Linked DNA regions of Homo sapiens: region 2 is linked to region 1. A link is a loop called in an ENCODE intact Hi-C map of the cell type or tissue named here. Cell type or tissue: prostate gland. All regions are shown on one strand. Links, peaks and the distances in the headings refer to the core of each region. The heading gives the core; the rest is flanking DNA. Region 1 overlaps TBC1D22A (TBC1 domain family member 22A). Region 2 has its middle 56 kb from the start of LINC00898.

Region 1 (8,334 bases), core at 67-8,066:
CTGAGTGATGGCAGGTCACCCACAGAGCAATCTGCCGTCTGGAGACCCACTTGGACGGAGGCATCCACTCCAGCAGCCAGGGCCAGGTCAACGGGGACAACCTGCAGGCAGACAGCATTGCCACAGAAGAAAGAATTGTCCAGCATCAGAATAATAATGGCCACAACCACGCCCTCTGCCTAGAGCGTCACACAAATTGTGAGATAGCCACTCCAGACAGATGGGGTTAAGTATTGTAACTAGCTACTAAGTGGTGAATCCAGGATCTGAGGGTGATCTGTGAACCATGTATCACAAAATGGCTCAAACAGAGACTGGGGACAGGGAGGAGAGGGTGCACTGGTTAAGGGTCCCCATGAGGTCCCTACCAGCAATGAAATGTCATAGGAGTTTAAAAAAAAAAAAAACTGCATGGTGAAGCAGTGAGGTGCTATTACGGTGGGCTGAAACACACTCAAAGAAACACCAAAGGAAAAATACAAATTGCTCAGCCCTGCAACCCAAAGTGTACGTGAGACTACTTAGAGCAACGTGTCATAATGCACTCAAAACTGTAACAATATTTATGACTATTTGCAACAGAAATAGTATGCCATAAAAAAGTAATATACAGTAACAGCATAAACATCATCATACAGACTCAGCAATGCCAACCAAAAAGCCCTTGTTACCAAGAAAAAGGCAATAACATTTGTACCAGAGAGAGCCTACCTGGATTCCTGTCTAAGGCACTGACAGAGGGGCTGCAAACGGTTGGTCGACTCCCTGTTGCGCCAGGTCTCTCCCTCGGCTTAGAGAACCATACAGGCTGCTCTGAAATCAGAGCCTCGATGAGGCATCACTTAAACTTCTTATACAACCTGCTTTAAAAACTCACTGCAGTTAGTCATAGACTAGTTCATGAGCCTAGAATCACCTCTAGCTGGCTCTCCACTGCCTTCCAACAGCAAGCACTCCTTCCCTGTTCTCTCGGGTCCCTGAAGGAAAGCTTCTAGCATGAGATTTATGCCCGCAAGGGTGGAGGACGACCTGAGTTCCACTAGAATACTTCTGGGGCTCTTCTGACACCGCCTCCGCGATACCATTTTTTTGGAGGGAGTGGGGAAAGTTACAGGCAGAAGTATATAAAAATTAAAAGCTTTAAAGCCGCTCTTAATGAGCAAAAACTTCCTATCACAAAGCCATCATCCAACTAACTTAGATCACTCTCCCAACTATTTAATAGTTTCCCAACCCCTCCCTTCTAAGAAGGAATGTCACCCAGAAAGAATATCTGCTGCTCAAGAAGTGTTTGCAGTCTTCCCTCCGGGTATTTACTGTGTAGAGCGCGTGCGCGCGCGCACACACACACACACACACACACACACACACACACACCCACTAGGGTACCTTGACTATTTCTCTAGGTGCCATCAGAACTGGTCCTCTACATGTTTTTAGATGTTTTACATAAAAGTGTCCATTTACAATGGAAACTTTTTCATTTCAAACCCCATTTTCCCTCCCTGGAATGAGTGGGGCACTCCTCTCCAAACACAGAGGACCAACAAGCCTGGGTGCCTCTACTACAGGGTTGTTTTGTACATAAAGCCCTTTGTAAGAAAGGACTCAAAAGTCCTAACCTGAGAAAAACACAGACCTCAGACATCATCAACAGACCTGGCAGGCATGACTTAGACCAACAGGAAAACCCAACACACCCCACATTTTCCTACAGACACGTCCACACAGTGGGGCAGGAGGAGCGTGTGAAGAGAAGGGATAGAAGAAAGGCAGAGAAGCAGCAGAATGCGTAACAATGATCATTCTCAACGTGCAGAAAATGTTCTTGACAAACAGAAGTGAGGAAAATGACACATAACATAAACCAGGCCAACCTTCATGCCTTAGGACCTACTGGGTACGTCTAGGGCAGATACTGGTAGATATGTAAACCAGCACTGGCTAGGTGACTTCTGCTCCTCCGAAAAGGTGTATTCTGGCCTTTACAACTCTCCAGGACACCTGAGGCCAGGCCTCCTGCCTCCCAGGTCTCCCATGGTGGCAATCTCTTCTACACTATTTCTCCTATGTGGGAATCTAAATGTCAAACTAATGGCACAAAACATACCAAATGCCTCCAGGTTAGGCCCACCTGGGGTCTCCAAAAATGAGGGAGAGGTCACCGCAGAACTGGTTTTCCACACTGCAGAGTCCTCAGTCCAGTCCCAATTGACCAAAGATCATTAGTTGCACAGCCGATAAGGAAGGCTGATGGCCTCCAAGGCCCGGCCCTGGACTGCTGAACCCCACGCGAGATTCCACAGAAGGGGACACCCGCCTAAACAGTCTCTCGACGGCACCAGCACCGGGTTCTGAAAACCGCAGGAGTTGTTTTGTTTTTTGTGGAATGTATACTGACGTACAGAAAGGGGAAATGACAGGATGTCTGGGGTTTGCTTTGAAATACTCCAGCAAAGGAGAAGGAAAAGAAAAAGAAAAAGAAAAGAATGGGACAGATGAGAGGCTGGTGGCATATCTTGATACCCGCCGAATCCGGGTGAAGATGAGAGGCTGGTGGCATATCTTGATACCCGCCGAATCCGGGTGAAGATGAGAGGCTGGTGGCGTATCTTGATACCCGCCGAATCTGGCTGATAGGTGTGTTGCTTCACTGCACTGTTCTCTCGATCTTTGTGCATGTTTGAAATTTTTTATAACACAGTTTTTTTTGTTTTTTAAGTGTGAGAGATGGTAAAGGTGGCCCAGGCCTGATGACAATGATTGATGATATTCCCATTGGGGAAAACTCCGTCCATTTCCCGAGGAGCAGAGCCTTTCCCTCTTCTGGAAAAGAAGTCACCCTTCCTCCCACACTTAAGCACCCCACAGCCCACAGTGAACTGTCTCCTCTGACCTCAACACTGCTTGCAGGGTAGCTCTTCAAAGACGGAAAGCATAGGTGAGTAAGCGATGTCGCCACGCCCACTGACAAACATACATACAAATGGATCAGTGCTGCTAGCAACAAATCCAACTCACTAAACCATTCTCATTGAAAGATCACAACAGCTATTGCCTGTTTGCCTCATTATTTAAAACCACATCATGGTATATGTGTGCTGTTGAGATAGATGAGTAACAGGAGAGGGGAGAAAAAGCACTCGGCACATTGCTGCCTTCCAGATGCATTGTGATAAACTCCATGGTTTCTGCCTGGCAACAATACTAATGGCAAGATACCCATTTCTTGTCCCAGACAGATGGATGTCTAAAAAGCATCTCATCTTTTAAACACAGAATTTTTTTACCCCTAAGCCAACATCCCAGCCCTCCCACAGAGCCCTGGCTGTTGCCAGCTCCCCGGCTGCTCCTGCGGGCCGACTGCAGCAAGGCGTATCCTCCTCCTGGAATCGGCTCGCCGCGGTTCCTTCCTGAGGGCTGGCGACCCAACGCAAAGCAGGAACGACAGACTCTGAAGTCCCCAGCTTGCAACTAGTACATGATCATCATTCTATCACTTTCAAATAAAAGAGCCTAATATTTTGAGCATAATGATTTTAAGGAGCTCAACAATTTCTTGGCATGCATTATTCATTTTGGGACACAACACTGTTATTTCACTGAGATTACTGTAAATCGCTACATGAAGAGCTGGCTTGCATGAACAATTAAATGATAGATATGATAAACTAGATTTATAAGCTTTATGTTCCCATAACATAAATTCCTTGAATGATTTAACTCAGCAGAGCTAGAAAATTCTTTCCAGACACCAGGTTCGTGGATCTCCAGCTCCCCCATCAGCATTTAATGAAAACTTACCTCAAAACCGAAAGGAAAAATATTTAATAAAAGGCTTAATATTACTACGGTAACCGCAGCAAGTTGTTTCAGAAATGAATAATAATAGCTCTGTTAGGTGCTTCATTAAAAATTTTCCAACCAAATACTGCCCTTAATCTTCTCCATGGAACAAAAGACTTATTCAGGATCCATGTAGAAGACTGAAAATAACGTCAGATACAACCTTGTGCCCAAGCACAGACGTCCTTACGTCTCAAGCACAGAGAAAGATGGAATCTAATCAGCTAAGAGGAGAGAAAGTTGGGTATTTATCCTAAAACAATTGATTAACAATCTCAATATCCCACTGTTACGTTCTTTCCTCCACGGATCAACAAAGACATTCCTCGTCTCACCAAAATGGCCTTCTCCTGGCACAGGCAACCGCCTGCAGATAATGCAGGAATCAAAGACTACAGTCACTGGACGCCAGGGTATGACCAAGAAACACCAGGGCCCACTGGACTCCAGGCACAGACAGGACTCCCTTCTCCAGAGAATTCCAGAGTTGGAGAAGTCCTAGAAACCAAATCTGACTATGGCACAGGACTTTTGAGACCACCCAGGCAATACTTGCTGGCATGAAGGAGGGCGCAGCATCTCCAACCCAACAGTCTCCTACCACTCTCCACTTAAGAGCCCAGTAGGACCCCTGGGCCTGGGATGACCCCGCTCAGACGTCCAGGCCAGCCTCACTGTGCTCAGACCGTCAACTGCTATGATGCCTGCAAGTGAGCAGGAGGGCTTCATTACAACTGGGTAAGTGACTGCTCCAGACCCCACGGGGGACCCAGATGGAAGCATCCAGCTCAGCCCAACCCTTCCCAGGAATCACTCGGCCCCACCTCTGCCTGGTTCACTCTGGCTGTGCTGTGCTCCTCTACCCACCCATAAGCTCTCCCCATCCTTATACCCAGTCTCCTGCAAACTCACTTCTGTCCCACCACGTCAAGCTGACGACTCAACCACACAGACATCTGGCACACACTCAGTCACTAGCTTTATGCTGGTGGCTACACTGCCTGGCACAGAGGAGGTGCTTAATGAATGCCCACAGGGGGTACAATCAGAGGGAGACAGGGCTGCCCAGATGCTTTATAACTAAATGCAACTAAGCTTATAAACTTCTCCAAAGAGGAGAGTAAGAAGAGAAGGAAGCAGCACGCAGTGGAATAGTTCACGGTCTACACAGCAGTTAACGGTGTACTCAGTGACTGCTGGACATGGGCACCGTGGCATGGCAAGACCACAGACGGGGATGCTTCTCAATGAGACTCCTACTTGGAATGCTTAGAACGGCTTGATAAGAATGTGCTTGGACCAGAGTGCCCACGCCCAGCATCTAGCATGCCTTACCCACATGTTTACACCCACAGGAAGGCTGGCTGGCCAGTCCAGCCCAAGCTTGTACTCCTTTGCAAATGACAGCCAAGAAGACAGAGACCGTGTGACCCTCAAGACCGAACAACCCCACAAACATCTATCTGCCTTGAGATGTCCTGACCCCATCCCAAATGCTTTCTGGCCCCAGCACAGCCAACGGCATCTGCCAGCATGATGAATGGAAGGCAGCTGTCCTTCCCGATGATGTGAGAACACAGGGTGCTGCCGGGTGCTACTCCCCAGGCTGTGTTTACGCTCACAGGTCAATCCGCTGTGAATGAGATGCAGTTTATTTTCATTAACAGAAAAGCTTGGCCTCCTTCACCCCAGGGAACTAGGATATCATACATCTCAGTTTACCCAGTTCACCGCTCACCTGCCCCTCTTAAACTGTTAAGAGTGCCCCGTTTACCCCCAAAACAGATGATAAACAATATGGCCCCTCTATTGAAAAACCCCAGAAGTCTACAGACGTCATCTACAGAACGCGTGATACCCACTCCCAGCCCCAACTTGCTGGATGGGTGTAAAGGCGTCACCCAAAATGTACTGGGGGCCACACTCTGTGCTCTTTTGGGCCCAGATAACAAAGGGGGCATGCTGAGGTGGCTTAATAACAGTGAATGATTCATATTTGGGACAGCTTCAGAATAAAGCCGAGTCTCAATCCCCTGGCATCCCAGGAGGAAGAGCTGCTGCAGCACCGGCCGGGCAGCCACTGTATACCCGTGGCTGTTTTATCTCTGCAGGGGAGTTATTATCATAAAAATCAATGACAACAACAACAGCTGACTTGACTGAGCGCTGCTCTGTGCAGGTGGTGGTTTGTATTACTGTATTAGTACACCGAATGCTCGTAACAACAGAAGCAAGTGATTCCCACTTGACAGATGAGGACCCTGAGCTAAAGGCGAGCAGCAGAACTGGCTCAGTGCCTCCCCTTGAACCACCACATTACAGTGGGTCATTTCACAAATGATGCCCTGAAATCCGGCCACCCAGCTGAACGCATGGAACTAAATCCATTTCCCACCAACTGCCTCAGGTACGCACAGTGTGCTCGAGGCACTGCAGACACTCAGAGACAGCCAAGTCCCAGGGTACATCAGGATCCCAGCCCTGCCATTCTGCACTCCTTCCATCTCCTCATGAACATGGGCCGCAGCACCTCCTTCAGCTCCCTTCTCATCGATGTCACCCAGACACTGCTCCATTCAACTGTGATGCTGTCAAGGCATGCCCTGGGCACGCAACAGCAGCTCTGGAACATCCCTACCTGTCAGGGCGCCAAAGCCCTCCCTCCCCAACTCATCTCCCGAAGCTGCCCGCTGGGCGTGGCTACACAGTGTGTGCACTGCCAAAGGGCCCTGGAGAACGTTCTGCAGTAAGGCTGATGTTCTACAGTTTGATCGGAGATCGCGCTGCACAGGTCATGCATTTGTTAAAACTCATCCCACTGATTTTTGTGCTGCAGGTTTGTACATTTCATGGTGTAAATATTACCTCCACGAAAACCCTAAATCAAGTTAATGACATGCATACTCAAGTGTTTACGGGGAGAACTGATATCTACAACTTACTTTGAGATGCATCCAAAAAGAAGAGACGGAATGATGGATGGACAGACAGAGACAGAAAGAGAGATGGAGGAGACCTAACATACTCTATATGGTGGCCTCAATGGATGGCCATGACAAGTCTTTCAGCTTTTCTCCATGTTTGAAAAGTTTCAAATAAAATGTTAAAAATAAATTCCAAGTCTTAGATCCCATAGAGACCCAAACCCATGACTGCTCAGCCTATATGGCTTTTGGCCGAATGAGATCCCACATCTTAGTTGTCCCTATCATTCAAATGGCCCCAAAGAAAGCAGCTTGTTATTTCAGCTCTGGGTTCTTCATGCCTTTACCAAAGAATGCAAAATTGATGGTGCCTGTTTTAAATTAAGGAAAAGTTTTTAAGTTGCAGCAAAAATACCTATACCTGTAACTTACAAACCCATCTATCCTTGTTTCATGTTGGATGGGCCAAATAATAATACAGAATGTTATTATTAGGGATACCAGGAATATCTGGATGCAATTTTTTTCCAGCTTAACAGATGTAACCAAAAAGTAAAAATGGTATGCAAATAAGATGTTCAACATGGGATTCAGATTTACGTAGACATTGTGAAATTACTACCAAAATCAAGTTAATTATATCCTTCACCTCACATGTTACAGTTACCTTGTGTGCGTGTGTGGTAAGAACACTTAAAACCTACTTTCTTAACAAATTCCAAGTATACCATACAGTACTGTTAACTATAGTCATCATGCTGTACATGAGATCCCTAGAACTGATTCATCGTATAAACGAAAGTTTATACTCTCTGGCTCACATCTCCCCACTTTGCAGCCCTCCAGTTCCTGATAACCACCATTCTACTCTCTACTTCCAGGAAGGCAATTTTTTTGGATTCCACATATAAGGAAGATGATGAATATCTTCTGGGTCTGGCTAATTCCATGTAGGATAATGTCACCCAGGCTCATCCATGTTGCTGTAAATGACAGGGTTACCTTCTTTTTTAAGGGTGAATAATATCACTGTCTCACTCCATTAGTACTGTTAAAACAAAATACCTGAGACTGGATAATTTATAAAGAACAGAAAATTTTTTCTCACGATTCTGGAGGGTGAAAGTCTAAGATCAAGGTGCTGGCAGGTTAGGTGTCTGACAACGGCCCTCTTGCTGTGTCCTCACATGGCGGAACGGCCAAAAGGGACAAATGTCATGTCCTCACATGGCCAAATAGCAGAAGAGAGTGAACCCACTTCCTCAGGCCTCTTTCTAAGGGCCCTAACCTCATCCATGAGGGCTCCACCTTCATGAATCACATCACCTCCTATAGGCCCCACCTTTGAATACTATCACATTGCTGATTACATTTCAACACATCCATTCTGGGGATCATTAAGGCCATGGCAATCCCATTTTCTCTCTCTCTCTTTCTCTCTCTCTCTCTCTCACACACACACACACACACACACACACCCATTTTCATTACTCATTCATTCATCGGTGAATACTTGGGTTGTTTCCATGTCTTGGCTATTGAGAATAATGCTGCAATGAACACG
Region 2 (8,334 bases), core at 66-8,065, 730 kb before region 1:
CCTAGAAGCAGCGAATAAAACTCCATAAAGGGCCGGGCTCGGTGGCTCACGCCTGTAATCCCAGCACTTTGGGAGGCCGAGGTGGGTGGATCACAAGGTCAGGAGATCGAGACCATCCTGGCTAACACGGTGAAACCCCGTCTCTACTAAAAATACAAAAAAAATTAGCTGGGTGTGGTGGCTGACGCCTGTAGTCCCAGCTACTCAGGAGGCTGAGGCAGGAGAATGGTGTGAACCCAGGAGGTGGAGCTTGCAGTGAGCCGAGATCATGCCACTGCACTCCAACCTGGGCGACAGAGCGAGACTCCATCTCAAAACAAAACAAAACAAAACAAAACAAAACAAAACAAAAAAAAACAACTCCATAAAGGAGTTAGCTGCCTTCCATCATCATGGAAGCAGGAGAAATTTGCCTTCCTTGTGTTGGAAGCAAGTAAAACTCAAAAAAAGGAGTTGTACAGCAAAATAAACTTTAGATCTCAACCAAATTTGGGAGGATTAGGGATTCTCTGGAGCGGGTGCTTCCAGACCTCAGCAAATTGTCCTATTGGTTTGAGCCATAAAGTTAGCTAATGCTGGTACCAAGTACCGATAGGAGATTGGTCAAAGGTCAGGGGCACCCCCACCCAGAATCCCTTTGTTATTATCAAAATGTGAACCCCTAATATCTGAGGCAGGTCTCAGTTAATTCAGAAAGTTTATTTTGCCAAGGTTGAAGATGTGTGCCGGTGACATAGCCTCAGGACGTGTGCCCAAGGTGGTCAGGGCACAGCTTGGTTTTATACATTTTAGGGAGACATGAGACATCAATCAACGTATGTAAGATAAACATTGGTTCCGTCCACAAAGGGGAGCCAACTCAAAGCAGGGAGGGGGCTACCAAGTCACAGGTAGTTGAGAGACAAATGGCTGCATTCTTTTGAGTTTCTGATGAGCCTCTCCAAAGGAGGCAATCAGATATGCATTTATCTCAGTGAGCAGAGGGGTGACTGAATAGAATGGGGGGCAGGTTTGCCCTGAACAGCTCCCAGCTTCCCTTTCCCCATTAGCTTAGTGATTAGTGATTTGGAGGCCCCAAGATTTATTTTCCTTTCATATATTCATGATGTACAGCACGATGTTTTGACATATGTGCACATTGTGGGTTGGCTACCTGAGCTAATTAACATATCTATTACCTCACATAGTTCCCTAAAATCCCAATGAGAAATCACCTCACGCCTGTTAAGATGACTGTTATCAAAAAGACAAAAATAAACATTGGAAAAGATATAGAAAAAAAGAGAACCCTTGTACACTATTGGTGGGAATGCAAATTAGCACAGCTATTTTAGAAAAAAGCAGAATAGAGGTTCCACAAAACGTTAAATATAGAAATAAGATCCAGCAACCCCAGTTCTGGGTATTGAGAAATAGAAATAAAATCCTAAGTCCCCCAACCAACTGAACAGATCTTCTCTTGGACAAAGGATCCCCAGGGAAACCTTAAAAACTGAGTTTGCAGCCATGATGGCATGGAATTGGCACACATCTCAGCATAGCTTCCTTATTAACCTTTAACCAGAATTCTTTCCTGAAGAGGAAGTAGAAAACAACTCCGGAAAACAAGAAATGGTTTTCCTTTATTCCTTTAGCCAATCCTCTGAGGCCGAGACTGGACTCCCCGTCCCTCCCTCCCTTTCCTGTTTTTGTTTTTTGTTTTTTTTATTGAGACAGAGTCTCGCTCTGTCGCCCAGGATGGAGTGCAGTGGCATGATCTTGGCTCACTGCAACCTCTGCCTCCCAGGTTAAGCAATTCTCCAGACTCAGCCTCTCGAGTAGCTGGGACTACAGGCACGTGCCACCACGCCCAGCTAATTTTTTGTATCTTTAGTGGAGATGGGGTTTCACCACATTAGCCAGGATGGTCTCCATCTCCTGACCTCATGATCCACCCACCTCGGCCTCCCAAAGTGCAGGGATTACAGGCGTGAGCCACCATGCCCAGCCCTCTTTCCTGTTTTGGTATGACAGCTCGCCAGTGTCGCAATGCATTCCTTCCCAAAAGCTGACCGCCATCTCTGCACCAGTTTTGTCTGACTCTCCCAGGATGGACAGTGAGGGTTGCTGTGTCCTCTGCTTCACCTTTTGATGTCAGAAGGCTGAAAACACCACCATTTGGTCAGGCTAATGCTGCGATGTTTTGAACATGCAACCCATAAAGGGACATAAGCTCAATCGTGCATGTTTCTCCTCATAAATATTCACGACTCCTCCTTTAGCTTATTGCATATGTATATTCAGCTTCCCCAATCAGCATACATTTCTGTTCCCTTTACCCCTCCCTGAAGTGCTTACTGTCAGCTTCTGCCAGAGGTTATGGTTCCCAGCCTGCAAGCTGCAACCTTCTGTGAGAAATAAAGCTCTCCTTTCCAAACTTATGATTCTTCTGTTGGCATGAGGTATCCAAATGATGTGAAATCAATATGTCAAGGAGATATCTGCACTAGGTTTATTTTAGGATTATTCACAATAGCCAAGATACGGAAACAACCCCAGTGCCTGCCCATGGATGACTAATTAGATACAGAAAATGTGGCGTAGGCATGCAGTGGAATGCTATCTAGCCTCCAAAAAGAAAGAAACACCATCAACATGGATGAACAACATGAATGCCACATGTTGTTTGCCACAACATGGATGAACAGAAAGGACATCATGTTAAGTAAAATAAGCCAGGCACAAAAGGATAAATATCAAATAATCTCACTTTATGTGGAATCTAATAAAGTTGATTTCACAGAAGCAGAGAGTAGAATGGTGGTTTCCAGGGTCTGGGGTTGGGGCAGGGGAGGAGGATGTTGATCAAAGGCTAAACAAATTTCAGTTCACCAGGAGGAATAAATACAAGAGATTCTCTTACAACACAGTGTCTGTTGTTAATAATAATGTATGTATATACACAGTCCCCGACATATTTGACATGTGGTTTTTTTACTTTAGGATGATGTGAAAGCAATACACATTCAGTAGAAACCTTACTTTGAGTACCCATACAATCATTCTGTTTTTAATTTTCAGTAGTATTTAATAAACTACATGAGCTATTCAACACTTTATTATAAAATAGGGTTTGTGTTAGATGATTTTGCCTGACTGTAGGCTAATGTAAATGTTCTGAGCACATTGAAGGTGGGTAGGCAAAGCAATGACGTTCAGCAGGTTAGGAGTCTTAAACGCATTTTTGACTTACGATATTTTCAATTTACGATGGGTTTTTCCAGACATAATCCCACTGTAAGCCAAGGACAATCAGTACTTAAAAACTCTTAAACAAGGAGATTCTATGTTCTGGGAGGGTGATTGTGCTAAGGAAGGGTGTGGAAGCTCCATGTCCGCACCCCGAGTTCCACCCCCATGCCTGGTCTCTGCATCTCTTCCACTTGGCTGTTTCTGGGTGGCATATACTTTATAACCAATGGATCATAGTAAGGGAAGCACTCTCCTGAGTTGTGTGCCTCACTCCAGCAAATCATTGAACCCAAGAAGGGGGCATGGGAGCCCTTGAATTTGTAGTTGTCCAAGCAGAAGTGTGAGTAGCCTGGGCACCCCACTGGTAGCTAGTATGTGAAGTGGGGGCAGTCTGCTGGGGCCTTACTCTCAGTGGGGTCTGCATTTACTCTAAGAGCTGGTGCAGAATTAGATTGAATTGTAAAACACCCACCCAGTGTCTAGAGAGTTGAAGAACTGGTGTCGGGGAAGAAAAAAACATACTTAAACAATTGTAAAAATGAAAATAAATGGTAATATGATAGTCTAACAAACATGATCATAATGTACAGCTGGATGCTCCCCAGAAGAGCGGGGCTGCCCATTTCCTGGGCTGATCAGAATCCATCTGGCTCTGTGTCCACTTGGGGCGTTGTATTTGAAGATCAATATTGACATATGGGGAGGTGGCAGGGCCTGAGAGCCACGAGCTCTGAAGGCCAAGGGAAGGACAGGGAGGAGGGTGGCCCGTGCAGCCCGGCAAGGAAGAGCATCGTAAGGTGGCGGATCTCAAGTCAGCACAGGGAAGGGAGGGGATGAGTGTCTCAGTCGGAGAAGGCCCCAAATGAACCAAGCTGTCGGAAGAAAGGGTGAGCTCGTGCTCCTGGAAATTGTTTACCAAATTTGGAAAAGACTGAAACAAAAACAGTCCTGGCTTATCCATAAAGTGTGAGTTGTGACCGGAATGAAGTTACTACCATTTATTCAAGGAGTTCAGTGACTTGTCCCAGCCTTCCCTCCAGGGTACCCATTATCATTGCCTGCCCTGAGTAAATGTTGCCCCTCTGTCCTCTGGGGCCATTCTAGCTCTGTGTTCTACATTCCCTCCTCTCCTCAGCTCCAGAGGAAGGAGGGGACCTATAGACTTGCCCTGTGTCCTGGGAGGGATTTGCTGTCCCCCAACCCCCGCCAACCACCTGCAGCCTGGAGTAACTTCACGAGGGATTTGCACTGAAATTGCCTTACTCATTTACAGAAGTCCATCTCTTCCCATCTATTCTTCTGCAAGGGGTCATTGCAGGCTTGGGGGTCACTGGTGAGCCTGCAGGCAATGCCTCCATGTTCTGATGGAGCGTCCCAGCAGCAACCCCGTTGGGTGTTCAGCTCAACCCACTGATGCTTGGTCTTTTCCATTCAGTCCACCCAAATCCACCAGCCCACCCTGCACCCACAGGGACAGGATGAACAGATCAGTAGCAGCTACCCTGGGAAACCACCGTGGATGCCACAAGACAGGCTGAGACCTAGGGGTGAAGCAGGTCCAGGGAGATAGTTAATCCAACCCATGGTCTGGGGGCCCAGAAGGACACAGTGGTCTTTCCTGCTGCCCCACCCACCCCCCACCATGAGAAATCCTTCCATTAGGGAGGAGAAGGCTGGCTGAACAGGAACACCCCTCTCCTGGGGATAGCCTGTGCCCATCTGGCCACTACAAACTCTATGAGAATGATTTCGGAAAACAAGTGCTTTTTATGAGCTATTCTCAACTAGTAGGCAATCAATATGCAAGGACACCAGATTGTGGGCTCAAAGGAGTAGGGTCTCCCACGGGGTTGTAAGTTTTTCTGCTGTAAAGCATCAATTATTGTCTGTTTCTTTCCTCTCCCTGCCTCATCACCAATGCCAACCAGGAAAAACAGACAGATACACAAACACATACACAGGTGCATACACAGGCACACATATGCACACACACCGCACACATATACACACTGTTCCATGGTGAGCAGGCCTATGCAAACTCATACCCAAAGCCAACAGAGCTGAGAGGCTGAAGAGAGGCTGACAAATCCAGTTTCTCAGAAAGAAACATTTCATAGGGACTTAGGAACAGAAGCCATGTCTTGGGTGGCCACAATGTACCCCCCCAGACCCAGGGCTTAAATACCACAGGGAAAGGGTAAATTACTTCAGAAGGAGTGTGGCATCAAGGTTGTTTTGACCGGGTGGCAGGATTTACAGTAAGTACGTGTTCTTAACAATAGATGAAGCAGAAATCTCAGAGGCATTCTGGAAATGGGGTTAATCAGAAGTCAATATGGCAGATTAGCATCCAAAACGGAGGTACTGTAGCCTACACACACACACACAGCACAGCACACATAAGCACACATATGCACACACACATCATACAAGGCACACACATAAATGCATTGCATGTACACATGCACATATGTGCGCGCACACACCACACACATATGAACACATATGCACACACATCACACAACGTGTACACACATGCACCCACACATCACACAAGGTGCAAAGACACATGCAAATCCACAATTACATGACACATACACACATATGCACTCATGTACACACATGCACGCATGTGCACACATTCAAGCAAATACCTTCCCAACTACCTCCAGTCAAAATTGCCCAATATGTAAAATGTACCCAAAATACAAAGGGAAACATAGTGTAAATCACCGCTTTCCTTTTATTGGATTCAGAACACTTTTCCAACCACCAGGGGCCCTGACAAATCTCAGACAAGCTCAGCTTTCAGTCCAAAAGTTGATTTCCAAACTCGGAATTAGAACATTGAAGTTGGCCCGAAGTGTCTCATCCCTGCAGAAAACAGGCGAAACTCTTCTAAACGTAAAAACATAAGCTGAGAACACACATAACATGACACATGCTGGGAATTAAATAAAGATACGTATGAACAAGAGAGCCAGGAAATAAAAATATGTCACACACTTTATATTCATGACAGACCTCAAAGTGGCTGCACATGGGCGGAGCAGAAAGTAGGTGGGTGGAGAGCGTCCAGGGACAGCTCCCAGGGGTGGGGTCAGGATAGAAGGGCTGTAGTGGGGCTTCCTGGGAGACAGCAGGGGAAAGACTAATGGGCAGTCTGATGAACCTAAAGACAGTGAGAAACGTGTGTGGCACGCACCCAGGAAACATTTTCATACTGCATGGCTGAGGAAATATTCCATAATTAATTTAAAAGACCACCTAAAATTCTTTGCTGCTCTGTTTGGAAAGATAAATTATAATGGACAAGCTATTCTCAGACTTATAAAATTAAAAAAAAATAAGCTCATGTTGTAGAGTGGAAATCCAGTGTCATCATATCCCCCAAGCTCCCCATAACGAAGCGTTTGAAGCTGTCCAGGAGCTCGGATGGGCAGCCCTCAGCCAGGTGGCTGGCCCACAAGGCAGCATGCACTTCCCATGCTGAGCGACCATTCAGGTCACCCAGGAAAGAACAATGCTTCGCAGATGCAGAGACCATACACACTGTGATGAAGCCTCGCGTTTGGAGTCTCTCCAGAAAGACAGAGACAGGCCACAGAACTTGAGTGTGAACCACTGATATTCACCATCCTTTGGCTGATCTAGGACCAGCGTTTGGGAAAATGTCCACATCACGCTGAGGCGTTAGCAACCCATCACCTTCTCCAGAACCTGGCTCCCGGGATTCCGTTCTTGGATGGGATGGTTGTGAGATCATCTTGTTCCGGTCCTAAGGTATTTGAGAATGTCAAAGCTTCGGAAGTGAGAGGAATAAATTCTCAGTTCATTAAAGATTTAATCAAACCATTTACATGATTAGGGTCTCCCAAACATATGGGAAATTTGATGGTGTGCTTGTTTCACAGGCTGGTGTGAAGATCTGGTGTGTGGTTTGTGTCAGCCACACCAGGACAAAGAAAGGAACATATTGCAGTCTATATAAACAATTATTTTCTCATAAAACAATTAGGGAAATGAACTGGAAGTGGGATCGTGAAATGGACTTGTCACCACATCTAATTACATTCTGCTGGTGGTGACTGGTACTGGCATGGAGGTCGGCTGAACGTGAATTAGTACTTGCTGCTAACCTGACAACTGGGCCTTTTTCTGATGCATTGAGTAGGCAATGGCCAATGGTGGGGAATAGGTTCAGGGCCCAGTGCAGTGGCAGGAGGGAGGCAGGGCAAATGCATGAGAGGCTCAGGATTCAGAGGCACAGGGTAGTCAGCACAGTTGTGCCCACTCTGTCTCTTGTCATCCCTCGGTGACAGCTGAGGCCAGGCATAGGTGGATACACCATGGGGCTCCAAGAAGGGGGCCACCCTGGGTTCCTCTGCCACCCATAAGGAGCTAGTGGTGGTAGGGCCTTGCCAAGCATCAGGGTGACCTTGCTATGCAGCAAGCCCCCGTACTGGGTGGCCACTGTCACTGCAGCCCGGCATCACCGGAGCTGTCCTGTGAGGCTGGCACTGAGGTCGTCTTTCCTGTCCCTCTCACTGGGGGAGGAGGAGCCTCTGGTCCCCACTTGCTAGTAACCAAGTACCCAGAGATGGCAGGGTGGTGCTATAACAATTCTCTCTCCCCACACTCAAGAAAAGTCCTGGGTTCTAATATTAAAGAAAGGGAAGGGCTGGGTGTCGGTGCCTCACGCCTATAATCCCAGCACTTTGGGAGGCCGAGGCATGTGGATCACTTGAGGTCAGGAGTTCAAGACCAGCCTGGCCAACATGGCGAAACCCCGTCTCTACTAAAAATACAAAAATTAGCCAGATATGGTGGTGCACACCTGTAATCCCAGCTACTCAAGAGGCTGAGGCAGGAGAATGGCTTGAATCCAGGAGGCAGAAGCTGCAGTGAGCTGAGATCACACCATTGCACTCCAGCCTGGGCGATAGAGCAAGACTCCATCTCAGAAAAAATAAAAATTAATAATAATAATAATATTAAAGAAATGGAGGAAATTGACTGGATCCAGGGATAGTAGGGTAAGAACAGACAGGCCTGGTTTTGCCCAGCAGGCAGGAGAGGTGCAGATGCAAATTTGACACGTGT

What was found. A loop is a pair of places that touch in the nucleus more often than their neighbours do. Peaks named below come from ENCODE experiments on the same cell type or tissue, not always from the same donor. Only the 100,000 strongest peaks of a DNase experiment are listed, where the experiment ranks them.
Region 2: a loop joins it to region 1, with 2.8 times the contacts of the local background. A loop is called at or near these places in 2 of 110 quality-filtered maps.

The regions. Positions count from the first base shown.
Region 1 is chr22:46,840,962-46,849,295 of GRCh38, reverse strand. The region is part of intron 4 of TBC1D22A (TBC1 domain family member 22A); the gene reads right to left. Among named protein-coding and RNA genes, the nearest start is that of TBC1D22A-AS1, 71 kb to the left of the region's middle. In prostate gland, for the core only: a CTCF peak has its summit at 3,783; a DNase peak (open chromatin) is centred at 6,485.
Region 2 is chr22:47,571,085-47,579,418 of GRCh38, reverse strand. No RefSeq gene overlaps it. Among named protein-coding and RNA genes, the nearest start is that of LINC00898, 56 kb to the left of the region's middle. In prostate gland, for the core only: no CTCF peak of the experiment used is centred there; a DNase peak (open chromatin) is centred at 3,908.